Linked DNA regions of Homo sapiens: region 1 is linked to region 2. Evidence: read pairs that join two places in POLR2A ChIA-PET (ENCODE). Cell type or tissue: MCF 10A. All regions are shown on one strand. Each heading gives the region's core, and the rest is flanking DNA. Links, peaks and the distances in the headings are about the cores only.

Region 1 (5,394 bases), core at 334-5,333, 160 kb before region 2:
TAATTCTACCATGAGTGGATAATTGCTTAATCTTCTACAGTAATCTTCTTTACTGTTCTGCATAAAAAGAATACAAGAATATATACTTTGACTTCATTTTATATAATTTACACACAGCTTTCCACCTACAATTTCAAACCCAACAAGTAGCAACACTAAGTTTTAGCAACAGTGGCCATTAGTAAAACTCCGATGCTTTTGCTGAGTAGACAGCTACATAAAAAGAAAATCACCATTGCTGACAAAATACTTTTCCTTAATTGTAAATCCTTAATATTTTGTTTTTAAACTGATCAACTATAAGTTTCTTTTATCATTATCTCTATTTCATGCATACAAATGTATATGCATAAAAATACATGTTCTTAAAGACGGGCATTAATGAATATATTAGATAATGATGCACCTTTTCATAACTGAAGGATCAAAAAGAAAGAAAATAAACACTATAAGTGAGGGTACAGAGTAACAGATATTCTTGGTTGGTGCAAATATAAATTGGCATATTGTTTCTGGAAGGCAAGTCTATCAGAAGTTTAAGTATAAAGTTATACAGCAAAACTCTTGGAGAATTAAATAGGAGACAATCTTTGTGGTCTTGTGATAGCCAAATGTTTCTTAAATAGGGCAAAGAAGTACAAATCATAAAGAAAAGAATGATTTGTTAGAATACATTACAATTTAGAATATTCATTTATATAACACTACCATTATATGGTGAAAAAGCAATACAAATAATGAGAAAAGATTTCTAAGCACATATAATCTATAAAGGGCTCATACTGAGAATGTGTAACAAACTCCTAGAAACTAATTTAAAAAAATACAAACTAAAATAAAATGGGCAATGCTTCAAATAAATGTCTTACAAGATATTTAAATGACCAACAAACTGAAAAGTGTTCAAATATAATCCAGAGAATATAAACGAAAACTATGATACACTACTCTATAGTTACATGACCGGCTCAAACTTTGTTTTTAAATAATGGTAAAAAAGAAAGCTGTTTATTTCCAAGATTTATCAAAGACACAGAACAACTAGAATTATCATATACTTTTGGAAGGAATATAAATTTCTATAACCATTTTGGAAAATGGTTTGGCTTTATCTACTCAATTTGAATGTATATATACCAATGACCCCACAATTCAATTTCTAGTTATATACCAAAAGATGTGTGTAAAATGTTAACAGCAGTCTTATTCATGATAGTTCTAAAACGGAAATGGTATGAATGTCCATCAACAGGGGACTGGGTAAATAAATTATTGCATTTTTCTTACAATGCAATAAAAAAGAATTAATTACTTCTACATATAAAAATGCCAGTGAATCTCTCAAGACATTAAGCAAAATAAGTCATACACAAAATAACATATACTATGCAATTCCATTTACATAAAGTTCAAAAAAAGGCAAAAGTAATCTATGGTCATAGAAGTAATCCTGGTGGTTATATTCAGGGAGAAGGGAGGAGACGGTCACCGGAGTGACAAAAAGGGTCTAGACATATTTTTCAGCCTGCACGGTAGTTAGACAAGTATGGTATCTTTTGCTAACTAGTGTGGTATGTCATACATACTGAAGATTTTTGTACTTTTTCTGTATCTATGCTCATTTGTTGATAATTATATTTTCTAAAAGAAAGAGTATTAAATCGATGCATGCATAATCTCTGAATCAGTGTATATTAGTTTTCTGTGATTGTTGTAACTAATTACTACAGGCGTGGTGACTTAAAACACAAAATTTTTTCTCTCACACTTCTAGAGACCAGGAGTATAAAATCAGTTAACACTGAAGTTGAGGTGGGCTGCAGTCCCTCTGGAGGCTTTGGGGATCTGTTTCTTGCTTCTTCCAGCTTCTATTCATTTCTTGGCTTGAGACCACCTCCCTCCGATCTCTCCCTCTGTGGTCATGTTGTCTTTTCGTTCTCTTCTGTGTCAGTTTCTCAGCCTCTCTCTTGATAAGTACACTTGTGATTCCATTTAGGGCTCACCCAGATAATCCAGGATAATTCTCCCATCTCAAGAGCTTAAATTTATTCACATCTGCAAAGTCAATTTTGCCATGTAAGATGACATTCGGCCTGGCACGGTGTCTCATGCCTGTAAACTCAGCACTTTTGGAGGCCATGGTGGGTAGATCACAAGGTCAGGAGATCGAGACCAGCCTGACCAACATGGTGAAACCCCATCTCTACTAAAAATACAAAAATTAGCCAGGCGTGGGGCAGGCACCTATAATCCCAGCTACTCAGGAGGCTGAGGAAGGAGAATTGCTTGAACCTGGGAAGCGGAGGTTGCAGTGAGCCGAGGTCGTGCCACTGCGCTCCAGCTGGGTGACAGAGCAAGACTCTTGTCTTTAAAAAAAAAAAAAAAAAAAAAAAAAAAGACATTCATAGTTTCTAAAGATTAGGATGAGCACATCATTCATGGGGCCATTACTTAGCCTACCACAGAGTATGACTGACAATACTAACTATGGTTTCAAAGGAGCAAGACCTAACTGAGTGCCAGAATCAGCTGAGAGGGCATCATTAAGCAGGAGGGGAAAAACTGCCTTTTATGGATAATGGTATCATAACACGTAGACAGCGATAGGCAGTCACAGCACAAAATGGCCACAAATGATGTCAAGTGATAAAGAAAAAAAAAGTTGAATATAATCCACTACTAGTAAAAACAAATTGAAATATACCTGCCTAAAATGTGGTACATTTTCATGAAAGAAGACAATGTTAATTTTAGTTGTATTTACATTAGAAACTATAAAAGTAAAGATATTAATTTTAATATGATAAAAATATGATGGAAGGAGAATATCATGAAAAACGTTTGTTTTGGTTTGTTTTTCCACACTTCTGAAACCCTTGATCTTCTCTAAATGCCTGAGCTTGTTACTCTTATACAGAGTTACTCAGGCTGCTAATGCAAACAATGACAGAGTGTTGCCACAGATGAGGCATTTCATCACCACTCTGGAACTAGAAGACTCTTGGACACATTTGGTTGGAAGCAGACGAACCCCTTTATTATATCCCCTCAGTAGGTATCTGACAGAAATCCCTATGGAGAGTCAGGACACTCTCTCATACACTGCTTTTCACATTACTGCTACTTGTAGCAGCTTCAACCCTGACCTTATTCATGTTACTAGTTTGAAATGCATGGTTATCCCCTTGATACAGTAGCCGGTGTCACTTGTTATTCACTTGTCTCTTCAAAAGAAAAGATTCAAACTATGAAACTACTAAAATAAAACATTAGGGAAACTCTCAGGACACTGGTCTAGGCAAGGATTTTTTGAGTAGTACCCCATGAGCACTAAGCAAAAACGGGATCATCTCAAGTTTAAAAGTTTCTGCACGCAAAGGAAACAATCAACAAAGTGAAGAGAAAACCCACAGAATGGGAGAAAATATTTGCAGACTATACACATAATAAAGGATTAATTACCAGAATATATAAGGAGCTCAAACAACTCAATAGGAAAATACCTAATAATCCAATTTTAAAGTGAGCAAAGCTGAATAGACATTTTTTTTTTTTTTTTTTTGAGACAGAGTCTTACACTGTTGCCCAGGCTAGAGTGCAGTGGCGCAATCTTGGCTCACTGCAAGCTCCGCCTCCTGGGTTCATGCCATTCTCCTGCCTCAGCCTCCCGAGTAGCTGGGACTACAGGTGCCCACCACCACGCCTGGCCAATTTTTTGTACTTTTGGTAGAGACGGGGTTTCACCATGTTAGCCAGGATGGTCTCGATCTCCTGACCTCGTGATCCGCCCGCCTCGGCCTCCCAAAGTGCTGGGATTACAGGCATGAGCCACCGTGCCTGGACTGAATAGACATTTTTCAAAAGAAGACAAACAAATGGTAAACAGATATACATAAAGGTGTTCAACATCACTGATCATCAAAACTACAATAAGATATTATCTCACCCCAGTTAAAATGGCTTTTATCCAAAAAACAGACACTAACGAATGCTGGCGAGGATGTGGAGAGGGAATCTTTCCATACTATTGATGAGAATGTAAATTAGTACAGCCACTATGGAGAACAGCTTGGAGGCTCCTCAAAAAACTAACAATAGAACAACCGTAAGATCCAGCAATCCCATTGCTGGGTACATATGCAAAAGAAAGGAAATCAGTATGTTAAAGAGTCATCTGCACTCCCATGTATACAGCAGCATTATTCACATCAGCCAAGATTTGAAAGGAATCCAAGTGTCCATCCACAGACAAACAGATAAAGAAAATGTGGTACATATACACAATGGAGAACTATTCAGCCATTAAAAAGAATGCGATCCTGTCATTTGCACAACATGGTTGAAACGGGAAGATATTATGTCAACTTAAATTAACCAGGCACAGAAACACAAACTTATGTGTTCTCACTCATTTATGGGAGCTAAAAATAAAAGCAATTGAACTCAGGGAGATAGACAATAGAATGATGGTCACCAGAAGCTGGGAGGGTAGTGGCAGGAGGGGTTGGAGAGGAAGTGGAGATGGCTGATGGGCAGAAAAATACAGTTAGAATAAATAGGATGGAGTATTCGATAGCACAACAGGCTAACTACAGTCAACAATAATTTATTGTACATTTAAAAATAACTAAAAGAGACTAATTGGACTGTCTGTAACAAAAAGGATTAATCCTTGAGACAATGGATACCCCATTTATCCTGATGTGATAACTACACATTGCATACCTGTATCAAAATATCTTATGTACCCCATATATATGTGTGTGTGTGTGTGTGTGTGTGTATACACACCTGCTATGTACCCATGAATATTAAAAATAAAAAAAATGTAAAAAGGAGATTCATTTTGGACATCATTTCACAGAAAAAAAAAGAAACAAAGTTATTGTTATAAGCTCCATAAATAAAACTCAGGTCATTGAGAAATGTAAAAATTATTTTGCTCTAATTAATATAGTATGTTTATAAGTGAGACATCACAATGACCCTGAAAAATACATTATGTGTTTTAGGTAAGGTTATTGATAAAAATATTCTCATAAATCTGGAAGACTCTATGTACCCCAAAAAGATGCTCTCAAAGAAAATGACAAAAAGCCTTTTCAAGGATCTCCATTTGTTCTTCTTTGCCCAGAGACATTTAGATCAGACTCCATATGAACTTGCACTAAATGGCAGCTCATGAAGGTACAGGAAAAGGGGAGGCTCGCTGTTCCTTTAACTGAGCATGCTTTGGAAAGCAACAACTCCCTCTTGCCAAGTGGAGGTGCTTAACAGCATAGGTAAACAGCATAGGTATACCTCCCATTAGAAAGACGACAGTCTTAAACTAGAACTCAGTTCTGGAGCCTCACTACTGGGCTCACAACTGAACTTCTTAGTTGTTAGATCCTG
Region 2 (5,394 bases), core at 119-5,118:
TTTGTCATGTACCTAATCAATCATTTATTCTTTTTTCCTTTAAACTAGAGATTCTGTTTGTTTTTTTTCTCATTGGTTTGTGGGAGTTTTTTGTGTATGCATTATGAATACAAGCCTTTGGCAGATTGATATATTGCCACATCTTCAACTCTGAGGCTTTTTCAGTTTTGGTGATATCTTTTGACGAACTGAAATATTTAATTTTAGTGAGGTTGAATTTATTAATTTTTTGTTAATTTGTAGTGCTTTTAGGTCCTGCTTAAGAAATGTTTGCTTACTTCAAATAAGAAAGAAAGCTACTCTCCCATCTTAATAAAGTTTTAAAAACGTATTGTTTACCTTTTACATTTAGGTCTGCAAACATTTGAAATTGACTTTTGTGTATGGTGTATGCTGGAGATAAAGTTTATTTCATTTTTCCATGTGAATATCCAACTGAATCAATGCCATGCATTGAAAAGACTACTTTTCTCCATTGTATTGCAGTGGCACTTTTTGTAAGACAGCTGACTCTGTAAGTGAAAGTCTGTTGCTGAACTCTATTCTGGCCTATTTGTCTTGCTTGCACCAATAATAGAATGTTTAAAATAAGTCTAGATATCCAATGATATATACCAGTGAATATTACTCTACTTTGAGAATAGATTGACTATTCTTGAATTCTGATATGGTTTTTTTTTTTTTTTTTTGAGATGGAGTCTCGCACTCTGACCCAGGCTGGAGTACAGTGGTGCCATCTTGGCTCACTGCAAGCTCCACCTCCTGGGTTCACACCATTCTCCAGCCTCAGCCTCCTGAGTAGCTGGGACTACAGGCACCTGCCACCACGCCTGGCTAATTTTTTGTATTTTTAGTAGAGATGGGGTTTCACCATGTTAGCCAGGATGGTCTCAATCTCCTGACCTTATGATCCGCCTGCCTCGGCCTCCCAAAGTGCTAGGATAACAGGCGTGAGCCACTGTGCCCGACGGAATTCTGATACAAGTTTTAAAAACATTTTTCCAACTTCTAAACACACAAACATGAAAAATAATCTTCTGGGATTTTGTTGAAGACTAGTTTTTTTCTATCCATCAATTTTTGAAGAATAAATATTTTGACAATATGTACTTTGGCTTGTTTAGGCCTTCTTTAATTTGTCAGTGACATTTTGTAGTTTCTGTTTAGATGCTTGTGTATTTAGCATTAAATTTATTCTAAGTTATTTGATACTTGATTCTTTCATGAATGGTATCTTTCTTAAATTTCATTATCTAACAAATTGTAAATGTATACAAAATGATTTTTGTATACAGATCATGTGAATCTATGGTCTATAATATGTGTTCTATTTTTAGAATCTGGATTATTTAGGTTTTCTGTATTCTACTATCTGTGAATAAAGGTAGTTTTAGTCTTTTATCACCATTTATATATTTTATTTCTTTTTCTTGCCTTATTACACTGGCTAGGACTTCTTGTACAACGTTGAATAGACATGATACTGGGTATTTTATTTCTGACCTTAAGAGTAAAGCTTTCAACACACCACTAATGTGTATAATGTTTGCTGTTGGTCTTTGTAGATATTTTAGAAGGTAAAAAAAAGTTCTATTCTAGTCATTGTTTTCTTAGTTTTATTATTATTGATAGTGTTGAATTTTATCAAAAGAAAATTTTCATCTTTTGCCATTATCTTATCATTTTCTCCCTCTTTATTAATGTGGTGAAATTATCTTGCTTGATATATATAATTTTAATTTCTGCATTATATATAGTTGAATTAAGGCTATGGATACAATCTTTGGATCTTTAGCATAACTGCTTTTGCCAAGTTTGGAAAATTTTTAGACATTAGCTTTTCAGTACTGTTTTAGCCTTATGCTCTCTCTCCTGTTTCTGGGACTCTACACATATACTATATATTTTTTTCTTTTCATAACATCCCATACTTTCCTTAGGTTCTTTTCTGTCCCTTCCTTTTTGTTTGTTTGTTTGTTTTGAGACGGGATCTCACTCTGTCACCCAGGCTGGAGTGCAGTGGCGCAGTCTCAGCTCACTGCAACCTCCGCCTCCTGGGTTTACGCCATTCTGCTGTCTCAGCCTCCCAAGTAGCTAGGACTAAAGGTGCCCGCCACCACACCTTGCTAATTTTTTGTATTTTTAGTAGAGACAGGGTTTCACCGTGTTAGCCAGAATGGTCTCGATCTCCTGACCTTGTGATCTACCTGCCTCAGCCTCCCAAAGTGCTGGGATTACAGGCATGAGCCACCGTGCCCAGCCTCTACTTTTCTTCTTAATTTTTTTAGACTCTTTCTCTGTGTATAGATTTAAAAAATTAAAGAGAAGTATTGCTAACTGTAAGCCCATTTTTTCCTTCTGTCTCTCTTGGATTTTGCCTTTTAAGTTCTAGATACCTCACACTAATTTCTGTCTCTTGATCCTACCATATTTTCCCTACATACCTCATGTGTTTACCAAAGCTATTTTGTTTCTCAGCTTTTTGTGTTTTTGCTTTGGCTTCTGCCTTGTTTCTCAATCTCTCTCTCCAGCAAATGATCTAAATATGAAAGCTGCTTACAGAATGTCAGGTAACCCTTTTGTGATTGACCTCTTTGAGGGATCTTGACCCCTCAAGTCCTGATAGCCTCAGCGACTCTTCCAGTGACTTCAAACGAAGCCTCTCCCTCTTTGTAATTATATCTGTTTTTTTCTAGTTGTTCTCAGTGGGAGTGTTAGTCAGCTACTCTATTGCAGCCACCTCAGAAATTCCCTGTAAATTTGTTTTGATGACTCAAGAGTTTCATGTTGTTTTGAGTGTCAGAATCTGAGTGATTTAACAAGTATTGCATAAGCTTTAATAAAAGCCATAAAAACATGAAAAATGTTTGCTATAATATGTGTGAAATTCTTTAAATAGGCAACCCAAAGGCACTATGCCAGTGGAAGATTTCTTATTTCTGAAAGAATTGGAATGGAAAGGAATCCCAGTTTTTCTGAATCTGAGAACAGATTATATTAGAATATAAAATGGCAAAAACATATAAATATATAGTCACTTAGTATTTAGAGTGGAAAGAATATACTGATCACAGACTACAGGAATTTCCTTTGCAATCCATTGGAGACCTGAAATATTATTTCTCACTAGTTTTCCAGTTAGGGGAGAGGGAAGAAATAGGGTTGTGCTGTGGTCAGATGAGTAGTGAAAGCTTCAATGGCAGCAAGAGAATTCCAGAAGTTGAAAAGTTGCAGATCCATGGGGCTCAGGAACTGTTACCATTGGACAGACTTTTCACTTTTATTCTGCTAAGGGACATTAATAGGCAGTTGGATTTTGCCAAAAAAGAATTAAGATAGTGAATAAGAACTTATTGAAATGATTTTAAAACCCTGTAAATCATTTTCAGGTGAGATTATATTTTAGATGTGAATTAAAACATATCAAACCTATGTTTGATCTTTATTTTATGTATTAATTTTTCAGGACTAGGTCTAGTGTAAAACTAAATATAAACCAAATAACTAAATCAAATATAGAGATTAATATTCAGATACTTTAGATGATAAGAGGGGAACTTATCTATGCTTGTATCTCATGCATTAGGTCTGCATTTTCCTAAAATTATTGTATCCAAATTTTTTAATTGTGTCAAAAACATTACGTATTTACAAATAGGAACATTTTATTTTGAAATTGTGGAGTAAAATTTTTAAAACTAAAATATGTCTAGTATATAAAATTTCATATCGCTATATTTTATTATGAAGGATACATGTATTCATGCTCTAAAGGAGGAATTAGTCACAAATTTTTACATATTTTAGAGACATTAAAAGCTTTGGTATCATTATAGACATTCTAAATAAATCTCAAAAGCACTAATCTACAAAGAGTAACAATTCAGAGAGTCAGGGAGAGAGGATTATAGTTTCAGATGTAACAAGTTATTCACCATTATGGTTTGCATATTGACGGCTGTGGAAACTGTTGACTCATTAGTGACTTACACACTCAAGACAGAGTAAAATTTTGACTCAGCAATTCCATTTCTTATTCAACTGCGTTTATAACTTGACATTATTTAATCAAATAATTATTTTACAGAGGTTATGAACTCTCTGTCTTCCATTAAAGTAAATGTTTTATATCAACTTCTATATATTTATTTATTCTGAACATTATAATATGCCAAACAGTAATTTATTGCTAATATTTTATGGTTTTACCCCCTATGGATATAGAGTTGGGATGGAAATAATCTACCTGAGAATTAGAAAACCCCAAATCAAATCTTTGCTGTCCCACTACAGCATGGGTTAGGTTAGACAAGTCATTTTCTATCACCAGAAATAGAGATTCCACATGTATATTTATTAAATGTTATTTAATTATGTGATTATCTCAATTAACATAACTTCTAAGAATGAGCACAAGGATATTTACATTGCAACATATAATTATACAGCAATTATTATTTTTCAGTTTCGTTCATTGCAAATGCCTGGAAGCAATGGCAACCCAATAGGAATAGACACTACTTATCTATATTATCACCTTAAAATACCATTCCTCATTAAAAGGAATTATAGCTTTTGCAAAGAATACTGGACTTCAGCCATGTGGCAGAAAATATATAAATCAACCTGGAGAATTTCAGTGAGTCAATAATCAAGCATCTGTCAAACTCTGTTATTTTGTGTAAAAGGACACAGAAACCAACATAAATAGCTCACATTTTTCAAATATAGGAGAATAATTTGAACATAAGAAAGAATGATTAAGGGAATTATATAAAACATTAAAATAGGGTTCTGAGTTTATTATGTGATGAGAGATTGAAAGAGGTGGAGATGAGAGAGAGAACAAGGTGGGGCTGGGGGTGCAGGAATTGTAAAGGAATCAAGAAATTCATTGAACAACACCACTGGAGAAATTTGGCACCAACACCTGTTCCTTAAATTAGCAACTAAAATGAAATAATCAAGAATTTAGTCTGAATTTTCCTTATGATTGATAATTCATACTGTCCAAAGAGCTTTGGATGATAAGGGAGGGAAAGTTATTCTTTATGATAATATTTGATCTAATAATAACAAAGTATAATTAAATTTTTAAAAATTGTCATTTTAGGCTGGGCTTGGTGGCTCACACCTGTAATCCCAGCACTTTGGGAGGCTGAGGCAGGTGGATCACCTGAGGTTGGGAGTTTGAAACCAGCCTGACCAACATGGAAAAACCCCGTCTCTACTAAAAAATACAAAATTATCTGGGCATGGTCGTGCATGCCTGTAATCCCAGCTACTCAGGAGGCTGAGGCAGGAGAATCACTTGAACTCCCAGGAGGAGTTTGCAGTGAGCCAAGATTGCACCATTGCACTCCAGCCTGGGCAACAAGAGTTAAACTCCGTCTC

What was found. ChIA-PET counts read pairs that join two places held together with the same protein. Peaks named below come from ENCODE experiments on the same cell type or tissue, not always from the same donor. Only the 100,000 strongest peaks of a DNase experiment are listed, where the experiment ranks them.
Region 1: POLR2A ChIA-PET joins it to region 2 with 7 read pairs; 2 of 35 experiments call an interaction of 5 or more read pairs at or near these places.

The regions. Positions count from the first base shown.
Region 1 is chr7:80,849,135-80,854,528 of GRCh38, forward strand. The region is part of intron 2 of SEMA3C (semaphorin 3C); the gene reads right to left. Among named protein-coding and RNA genes, the nearest start is that of SEMA3C, 67 kb to the right of the region's middle. In MCF 10A, for the core only: no CTCF peak of the experiment used is centred there; a DNase peak (open chromatin) is centred at 2,957.
Region 2 is chr7:81,010,516-81,015,909 of GRCh38, forward strand. No RefSeq gene overlaps it. Among named protein-coding and RNA genes, the nearest start is that of SEMA3C, 94 kb to the left of the region's middle. RefSeq lists an enhancer at 2,376-2,879. In MCF 10A, for the core only: no CTCF peak of the experiment used is centred there; a DNase peak (open chromatin) is centred at 2,756.